Linked DNA regions of Homo sapiens: region 2 is linked to region 1. Evidence: read pairs that join two places in POLR2A ChIA-PET (ENCODE). Cell type or tissue: OCI-LY7. All regions are shown on one strand. Each heading gives the region's core, and the rest is flanking DNA. Links, peaks and the distances in the headings are about the cores only. Region 1 overlaps LINC01003 (long intergenic non-protein coding RNA 1003). Region 2 overlaps KMT2C (lysine methyltransferase 2C).

Region 1 (4,266 bases), core at 1-4,000:
GGAGCCACCGTTTTGTGCCCGTGGAGCCGCGGGGAAGGCGCACGCGCTCGGGTCTTCCCGGCGGGTCGTCCTGCACTTTCTCCCTCTCCGGTACGGACCGCGGCGTTCTGTTTCCAGGCAAAGGAAAATAAGTCAAAGACTCAGAAGGCAGCCTGAATCCAGGGCCTGGGATGCAGGGTTTGCTGGAACGCCAGCCGGTGCGATCGCGCCCCTGGGATTCCGCTTAGCCCGCGCGTCCATTTCCCTGCATGGTGGACTCAGTAAAGCCGGATCTGTCCAACGCCTGCAGCGTGGATGTGGAGGCGGACTAATCAACTAGTGCTCTGTTATTATTTCTACCCATCCCTTTTCTCCATGCTAATTTGCTTAGAACTTTAACATTGAATGGACAGCAAATGTCATGTTCTGTTTAATTATCACTCCTTGACCATTATGTTAATTTCTTTCCCTAACAAGGTGACGCATTGTTTTAAGTAACAATGACCAACTCATCTACTCTTCTTCCAAATTGTGTAAATTGAAGGGTAAAATGTGGGAAAACGCTAAATTTGAATGCTAAATTTGAACATTTCACACAACAATAATTTGAAATGCTTCTTTGCAATATTATGGCGTTTCGGAACAGATAAAAATACTTCATTTTCAGACATTTGGTCAACAAATACTTCTTGGACGTTTATATGCAAAGCAATGCATGTAACATTTTCATTACTTTGCAAGTGTGCTTATCAGTAAAAGAATTTTGTTTTAAATTCTAGCCTTCGTTTAAATGTATTTTAGTTACCACATTGGGAAGAAAATAAAATATTACTATGTACGGAATGTACAGACGTATGTTTTTTTATTTACAAAAAATAGAAAGAAAATATGGCCGGGTGCTGTGGGTCACGCATGTAATCCCAGCACTTTGGGAGGCCGAGGCAGGCGGATCACCTGAGGTCAGGAGTTGGAAACTATCCTGACCAATATGGTGAAACCCACTCTCTACTAAAAGTACAAAAATGAGCCTGGGCGTGGTGGCGGGTGCCTGCAGTCCCAGCTGCTTGGGAGGCTGAGACGGGAAAATTTCTTGAACCCGGGAGGCGGAGGTTGCAGTGATTGTGCCACTGCACTCCAGCCTGGGCAACAGAGCGAGACTCCGTCTCAAAAAAAAAAAATCTATATCTATATATATATATAGATATATAAAGATATAGATATATAGATATCTATATCTAGGTCTATATAAGTATATATCTATAGATATCTATATATAGGTCTATATAGATATATGTATAGATATATATAGATACCTATATATCTAGATAAATGTATAGATATATAGATCTATAGAGATATCTATAGATCTATATAGATGTATGTATAGATATATAGATCTATGGAGATCTCTATAGATCTATATAGATATATGTATAGATATATAGATATCTATATATAGATATATAGGTCTATATATAGATATCTATATATAGATATATATGTTCCTTAAATTCAACATTAAGAATGAGCTTATTCATAATTAGCTGTAGTATTACACTTGAACTACCATATTTATTACATTTATAAATACTATTTATAAATAGTAATATAAATAGTAAATGCTATTAACATTTAGTAAATGCTATTAAGGTAGGAATAGAGGTTCCAATCTTTTAAATAGAAATTAAATACAAACAAAGCAACAAAAAGAGACCTTTCATATATGGTTATTGGCTTGTCATTGTAGCCAGTTCCTTACTGCCAGCTAATTTTCCAAAGGGAATCGTTGCTTTCTGTTTTGACCAATTGGCAACCTCAACAGTGCTAGAAACTCTTAGCCCTCATTGGGTATATAAATATATATCTTATTTCAAATGTTTTGTTATCTATTCCTACTGAAGGTTGTTTTCTTCTCTCTTTTTTTTTTGAGACGGAGTCTCACTCTGTCACCAGGGCTGGAGTGCAGTGGCGCGATCTCGGTTCACTGCAACCTCTGCCACCGGGGTTCAAGCGATTCTCCTGCCTCAGCCTTCTGAGTAGCTGGGATTACAGGCGCCCGCCACTATGCCCAGCTAATTTTTTGTATTTTTAGTAGAGATGGGGTTTCACCATGTTGGCCAGGCGGACTCAAACTACTGACCTCGTTATTCACCCGGCGCGGCCTCCCAAAGTGCTGGGATTATAGTCATGAGCCCGGCCCTCTTTTTTTTTTTCGTTTTTTTTTTTTTTTTGTGCTCATCATTTTGATCTTAATACCCACTAAAAAGATAATAAAACCACAAGTGTTTTTCTTCAGATCACGAGATTGTCAATAATAGAAAGTCAACACTGTCAAATCATGAGAATGAATTGCATATCATTGTACAAAAATTGAATACTGGAATTTAGCTCCTAGATCTATTATATTACCATAATAAGAAAAACTAAAGAATTAAAAAATCTAAACAAAATGCAATCCTAAATGATATTGCGGCCAGGCACAGTGGTTCACACCTGTAATTCAGCATTTTCGGAGGCCAGAGCAGATGGTGGCTTGAGCCCAGGAGTTGGAGACTAGCCTAGGGAACATGGCAAAACCTCATCTCTACAGAAAGGAAAAAAGGCAAAACCTCATCTATACAAAAAATTAGCTGGGCGTAGTGGCACATAGCTGTAGACCTAGCTACTCAAGAGGCAGAGGCAGGAGGATTGCGTGAGAACGGGATGTCGAGACTGCAGTGAGCCATAATGGCGCCACTGCACCCCAGCCTGGGCAACAGAGCAAGACCCTGTCTCGAGACAAGTTCGTCTTGCTGCATTTCAGTATTTTTAACTCCTTTAATGTAGTGTAGACAATTTTGATATGATGTGTCACATCTTTTTTTAACGTCTAATTTCTTTTTTTTTTTTTTTGAAACGGAGTTTCACTCTTGTTGCCCAGGCTGGAGTGCAGTGGCGTGATCTCTGCTCACTGCAACCTCTGCCTCCCGGGTTCAAGCAGTTCTCCTGTTTCAGCCTCCCAGGTAGCTGGGGCTACAGGTGCCTGCCACCATGCCCAGCTAATTTTTGTGTTTTTGGTAGAGACGGGGTTTCACCTTGTTGGTCAGGCTGGTCTCGAACTCCTGACCTCAGGTGATCCACCCACCTCGGCCTCCCAAAGTGTTGGGATTATAGGTGTGAGGAACCTGGCCTTAACGTCTAATTTCAGAAGAAAGCTAATTCTCCTTTTTTTTGGGGGGGGGGGACAGAGTCTCGCTCTGTCACCCAGGCTGGAGTGCAGTGGCGCGATCTCGGCTCACTGCAAGCTCCGCCTCCCGGGTTCACTCCATTCTCCTGCCTCAGCCTCTCCGAGTAGCTGGGACTACAGGCGCCCACCACCACGCCCGGCTAATCTTTTTGTATTTTTAGTAGAGACGGGGTTTCACCGTGGTCTCGATCTCCTGACCTCATGATCCGCCCGCCTCGGCATCCCAAAGTGCTGGGATTACAAGCATGAGCCACCGCGCCCAGCCGAAGAAATCTACTTCTTTCCGTTCCTCTTAAAGATGAAAATTAGAAACATTCTGCCTTAATTATTTTTATTTTTTTGAGACAGTCTTGCTCTGTCGCCAGGCTGGAGTGCAGTGGCATGATCTCAGCTCACGGCAACCTCCGCCTCCTGGATTCAAGCAGTTCTCCTGCCTCAGCCTCCCAAGTAGCTGAGACTACAGGCTCGCGCCACCACACCCATCTAATTTTTGTATTTTTAGTAGAGACAGGGTTTCACCATGTTGGCCAGGATGGTCTTGATCTCTTGACCTCGTGATCCACCCGCCTCGGCCTCCCAAAGTGCTGGGATTACAGGCGTGAGCCACCGCGCCCAGCCTTTGCCTTAATTATTTCTTCTGTTATATCCCCTGCTAGCAAACTTTTGGAATAGGTTTGGGAAATTAATTACCTTTATAAATGGAGTTACTATTTTGCCCAAACATTTCATGTATAATTCTGTAAGGATGATTTTTATAATTTCCTACCCAAATGTCTTGGCACAGTTTTATTTCTCAATTGGTAGTGAATTTCCTAGACTAGGAGGAAAAAGCAGTAAGTCTTCTTACTGCTTCTGGGGAGAAGGGTGGGTGGCTTTACCTTGGTAAGGACATTCTCAGGGCAGCTCAGAATGCTGAGGTTGAGGACTCTGTGGTTGGAAATTCAGCTCAAACCCAAAGGGGTGGAATATTTTGTGAATGGGAAACAAATACACCTTGAGTTGGAAGTTACAAATCAGTGGTCACAGATATGTATTGTTTGTCTCTACAATGTCTAGAAATT
Region 2 (4,535 bases), core at 315-4,314, 130 kb before region 1:
ACCAACACTGATAGCATAACAGGCTATGTCAAAAATATTTTAGAGGTCAATTTTGGACTCCCTTATCAATACATTAGTATATTCTTTCAAAGCGTCCTACTTTTTCAATGGATTTTTAAAGTTTACTCACTCAAGGGTTATAGGATTTTAGAGGGAGAAATTACTTCTTTATTTTTACTAACCTCTAATTTTTATTCACTTCCAAAATTTAGAATTCTAAGAAAATATTAAGAATGTAAGCAACAAGCACAGTGGTATTGGTGGATACCTAAGTGTTTGTCACCAACAGAAATCACGGATATTTTCTTATCACATGCAGTTGTTGCAGATATCCCAAAATATCATTCACCCTCATCACTACTTCAAAATTACAGTAGTTATTAAATTCACTGCTAGATTTTATAATTTAAGTGAATTAAAAAGATGTTATAAGATTACAAGTTTGGCTTATTTTTATTTCAATGCAATTGTTTATCTTTGTAATCCTATTTTGGTGTATTTTTATTTTATTCATTTAAAAACATTATTTGAAAAAGAGTCCATGGATTACATCATAGTACCAAAGGGGACTATGGCACTGAAAAAGTTAAGAACCCCTGTTCTGTATGTGCCATTCACAGGAGACCACAGCCCCAATTTGACTATATGCTCTATGAAAACAGGCACTGTATCTGTTTTTATAAACCAGAGCTACCACAAAACCTGAATGATGTTCGATAGTTGCTTAATTAATATTATATAATATAAAGCAAGCAGATAAATCTCATATATAGATACAAAGATTTATAAAAAGCACAGAGAAAAATAATATATTTAAAATGAACTCATATTTACTAACTATGCAAGTAAACACTGACATTCATTATCGACTAGTTATCCAAAAAATATGCCTTCTCCCTCTATGCTTTAATCAACTTTTTTTTTTAAGAGATGGGCTCATGCTCTGTCACCCAGGCTAGAGTACAGTGGCACAATCATAGCTCATCAGAACCTCAAACTCCTGGGCTGAAGGTATCCTCCCACCTCAGCTTCCCCACTAGCCAGGACTACAAGGCACATGCGATCACGCCTGGATTTTTTTTTTTTTTTTTTTGGTAGAGACAGGGATTAACTATGTTGCCCAGGCTGGTCTCGAACTCCTGGGCTCCAGTTATCCTCCCACCTCAGCCTCCCAAAGTGCTAGAATTACAGGCATGAGCCACCATCACCATGCCCAGCCTAATCAGCTATTAAATAGAATAACTGACTTCCCTTAACTCCAGAGAATGGCAATACTTTTCATGCTTGCTTCCTACTAAAACTACAGAAGAAAACATAGCTAAGAAATTGTGTAACCATGTCCCTCCCTTCTTTTGAAAGAAGTCTGCCTCCTGACAGTTATGTTTTCTGGATATATCTCATTGAATCTAGTGTATCCAATGTCATCAAAATTGTACTGTAAAGCTAAAACATTAGCACTATATTAGAAAAAGCAAATTATTTATTAACACTATCTTTATTCACTAAACTACTTAAAATATTGACACTGATTAATAATATGAATATAGTTGCTGCTTTCACAGAACAATGTAAGCAACTAAAAGTAAATACACAAAAAAAGCACTAATTTTCTCTGAGAGTTAACACTTTTACAGGTGACTTACTCTCTTTATAATTACCCACAGTTCCATAAATTTCTACAAATATACATTACTGTTATAATATTTAATGTGATTTTTTAATGCAAATTCAAAAAGCTTAAGAGTCCAATACTTGTCAAAAGCCAAAAAATATGCGGGCATTAATTTAAATAGTAATTGTTTAAGCAGGATAGACTGCTAATAAATGAAAAAAAATAGTAACTGTTGGAAGTCAACTGTTCTCTAGGTGTTTTATTTAGTTGTTATCAGTATTTCCTTTAGTTTTCCTACATAACTTTTAAATGTTAATGGAATTTTTTGCAATTAATAAAAGAAACTAAAATAAACCAACAAATTACAACATACATCTTTATAACAATTATTTCTACCAATATTGATCTTCTTCTGAAATTTAACTTTATTTAGGCCTTAAAAACAAAAATGAACCAATGAAACTGTCTTGGACCCTCTAGACCAGCCCAGGTGTCACCTGAATAGCAATAAATGACTCTGGTGGATGCCAGCAGAGCAGAACTGCCCAGCCAAGCCTGACCTAAATTCCTAACCCACAAGATCATGAAATATGTTTGCTTTTTAAGCCACTGTGTTCTGAAATGATTTGTTACGTGGCAATAAGAAGCTGAATTTTTCATTTTAAACTTCAGTTTGAAAATTATGTATGGCTTATCAAAGACATATAGGTGTCTTTGCTTCACCATCTCTTCAACTAAACCATCGAAGCAGTCAGTATTTCAAACACTGACAGTAACTACAAAAGAAAAAAGCTCAGAGGGTTTTGCTCCAGTCCAGAAGTGACCCATATGATTTCCACCCACAATTCACTGGACACAGTCACATGGGCCTGTCAAGCAGGCTTGGAGCTGTGTAATTCCACCACATATCCAGAAGGGAGAGTGCCAGAACTATTTGACAGACAACACCAATATCTACCACCACAGTATATAATTTTAAATAATATACTAAAGTTAGGGAAAATTTTATCCAAAGAAAAACCTGATACTTCAAAAAGAGAAGTGTCAATTACAAACTTTCATATCAAAAAAAGATAAGAAAGGACAGGTAAAGTTAAATTGTTAGGCCAATTAATGTAATAAGAATCCAGGCTTTTTCTTTGTGCCAAATGTCACCATAATCTGTTGTGAATTAGCAGCTAGACTCAAAATGTACAAACAATAATTTGGGGTGTCCACTTTTTAAAATAATAATATCACTAAAGTTTCTATTCTTGTAAATAAAGGCATATGTAGGGTTTATACAAAGCTGTATACTTAAACCATATGCAAATAACCAAAAGGCGCTGAAGTAAAGTAACACGTGTATGGCTTTGGAACTCCAATTCCACCTGTCTCATCAAGTGTACTGACAAAGCAAAAGACCCCTATCTTGTCTATGTCAATTAAATACTAACATCTGAAAACCACCACTAAATAAGAACCAATAGTCATTACATAAGCAACAGCTAAAAATTAACAAATAATTAGACCAGAAGATAATCTAAGATTTTGATACATAACTCAAGGCAGTATGATAGACATCATTAGTGGAAATCCCTCAAAGGTTAGTCACAAATGGTAATCTTGATATTAAATCCGATAGTTTTACTATTTTAATAAGAATTATTATTTATGAGACATATTTATAATAATGGATAGGTATTAACTTAGTTATTGTTAACAATTATAATCCATTCCACTATAGTTAGAACTGGCTTACCAAATTAGAAAAGGGATATAACTATAGTTAATACATGTAAAAAGCTAAACTGAAAAATCAACAACTCTTGCTAGAACCATAAGGTCAATAAAGTCACAGGGCAAACAGGTACCCTCAGAACTGGAGGAATAGACATGAATCACAACTTACCTGAGCAGAAACCCATGGGTAAAAAGCTCCATGGGTACAAAAACCTGAACCATAATTGACAAAACGTTGGAGGTTCAGTGTGGACGAGTCTGGAAGATACAAACTACAGAGGGACCCAGTCATCGTGGGGCCCCACGGTTTTGTGTTTTACCTCTAGGAGCTCTACCAGTTTCTCACAGTGAACTTCACAGAAAAATATCTTCTTGCTTTCAACAGCAGGAGGGGAAAAGGAACCATTTCTCTTAACAAGGCCTGCCTTCAGGAGAAACTATTTAACTAGAGCCTAACCTACGAGAAGAGAAATAAACTCCAGCCAGTTCTAGCCTAAGAGAACTATCTAACTTTAGCCCATTCTAGGCCATTCTGCCCCACCTAAAAGCAGTGAAAGGGCAGGGTGGGGAGGAAGAGTAAAAAATTCAGACTTCCCCCTCCTCCTACAAGGCCCACCACATTACTACAGGCCTATTTACAGCTGTTGTCTTTACCCAGTGTACTACACCTGGCTATCGAGAAAAAAAATTACAAGGTATACTAAAAAGCAAAAAACACAGTATAGAGCAACATCAGAACTAGACTTGGATGCAGGAAGGAATTTGAAATGATCAGATGAGGAATTGAAAGCAACTATGATTAATATGCTAACGGTTCTAATGGATAAAGTAGACAGCATGCAAGAAGACGTGGGCAATGTAAGCAGAGAACTCGAAATTCTAGAGATTAAAATGATAGAGATTTTTTTAAAACTAACAGAAATGATGAATGCTTTTAGTGGGTCTATTAGTAGACCTCACACAGCTGAGGAAACAATCTCATTGCTTGAAGATATTTCAAAAGAAACTTCCAAACCTGAAAAGCAAAGAGAAAAAGACTGGGAAAAAAAAAAAAAAAAAGAACAGAATGTTTAATACAGAAAACTACAAAAAGGTAACATGTAATGGAAATACCAAAAAGAGACAAAAGAGAGGAAGAAGAAGAAATATTCCTCAAATTAATCTCAGAAACCAAATGACAAAGAACATCAAAAAGGATAAA

The links. ChIA-PET counts read pairs that join two places held together with the same protein. Peaks named below come from ENCODE experiments on the same cell type or tissue, not always from the same donor. Only the 100,000 strongest peaks of a DNase experiment are listed, where the experiment ranks them.
Region 2: POLR2A ChIA-PET joins it to region 1 with 5 read pairs; 11 of 35 experiments call an interaction of 5 or more read pairs at or near these places.

What each region holds. Positions count from the first base shown.
Region 1 is chr7:152,464,724-152,468,989 of GRCh38, forward strand. It overlaps LINC01003 (long intergenic non-protein coding RNA 1003), which reads left to right. Exons shown (of 1, transcript NR_027387.1): 1 at 1-822. Among named protein-coding and RNA genes, the nearest start is that of LINC01003, 2.7 kb to the left of the region's middle. RefSeq lists a silencer at 1-52 and an enhancer at 1-326. In OCI-LY7, for the core only: no CTCF peak of the experiment used is centred there; a DNase peak (open chromatin) is centred at 258; H3K4me3 peaks cover 871 bases; H3K27ac peaks cover 287 bases.
Region 2 is chr7:152,339,075-152,343,609 of GRCh38, forward strand. The region is part of intron 2 of KMT2C (lysine methyltransferase 2C); the gene reads right to left. Among named protein-coding and RNA genes, the nearest start is that of KMT2C, 95 kb to the right of the region's middle. In OCI-LY7, for the core only: CTCF peaks have their summits at 2,526 and 2,725; DNase peaks (open chromatin) are centred at 2,147, 2,457, 2,957 and 3,957; H3K4me3 peaks cover 3,178 bases; H3K27ac peaks cover 4,000 bases.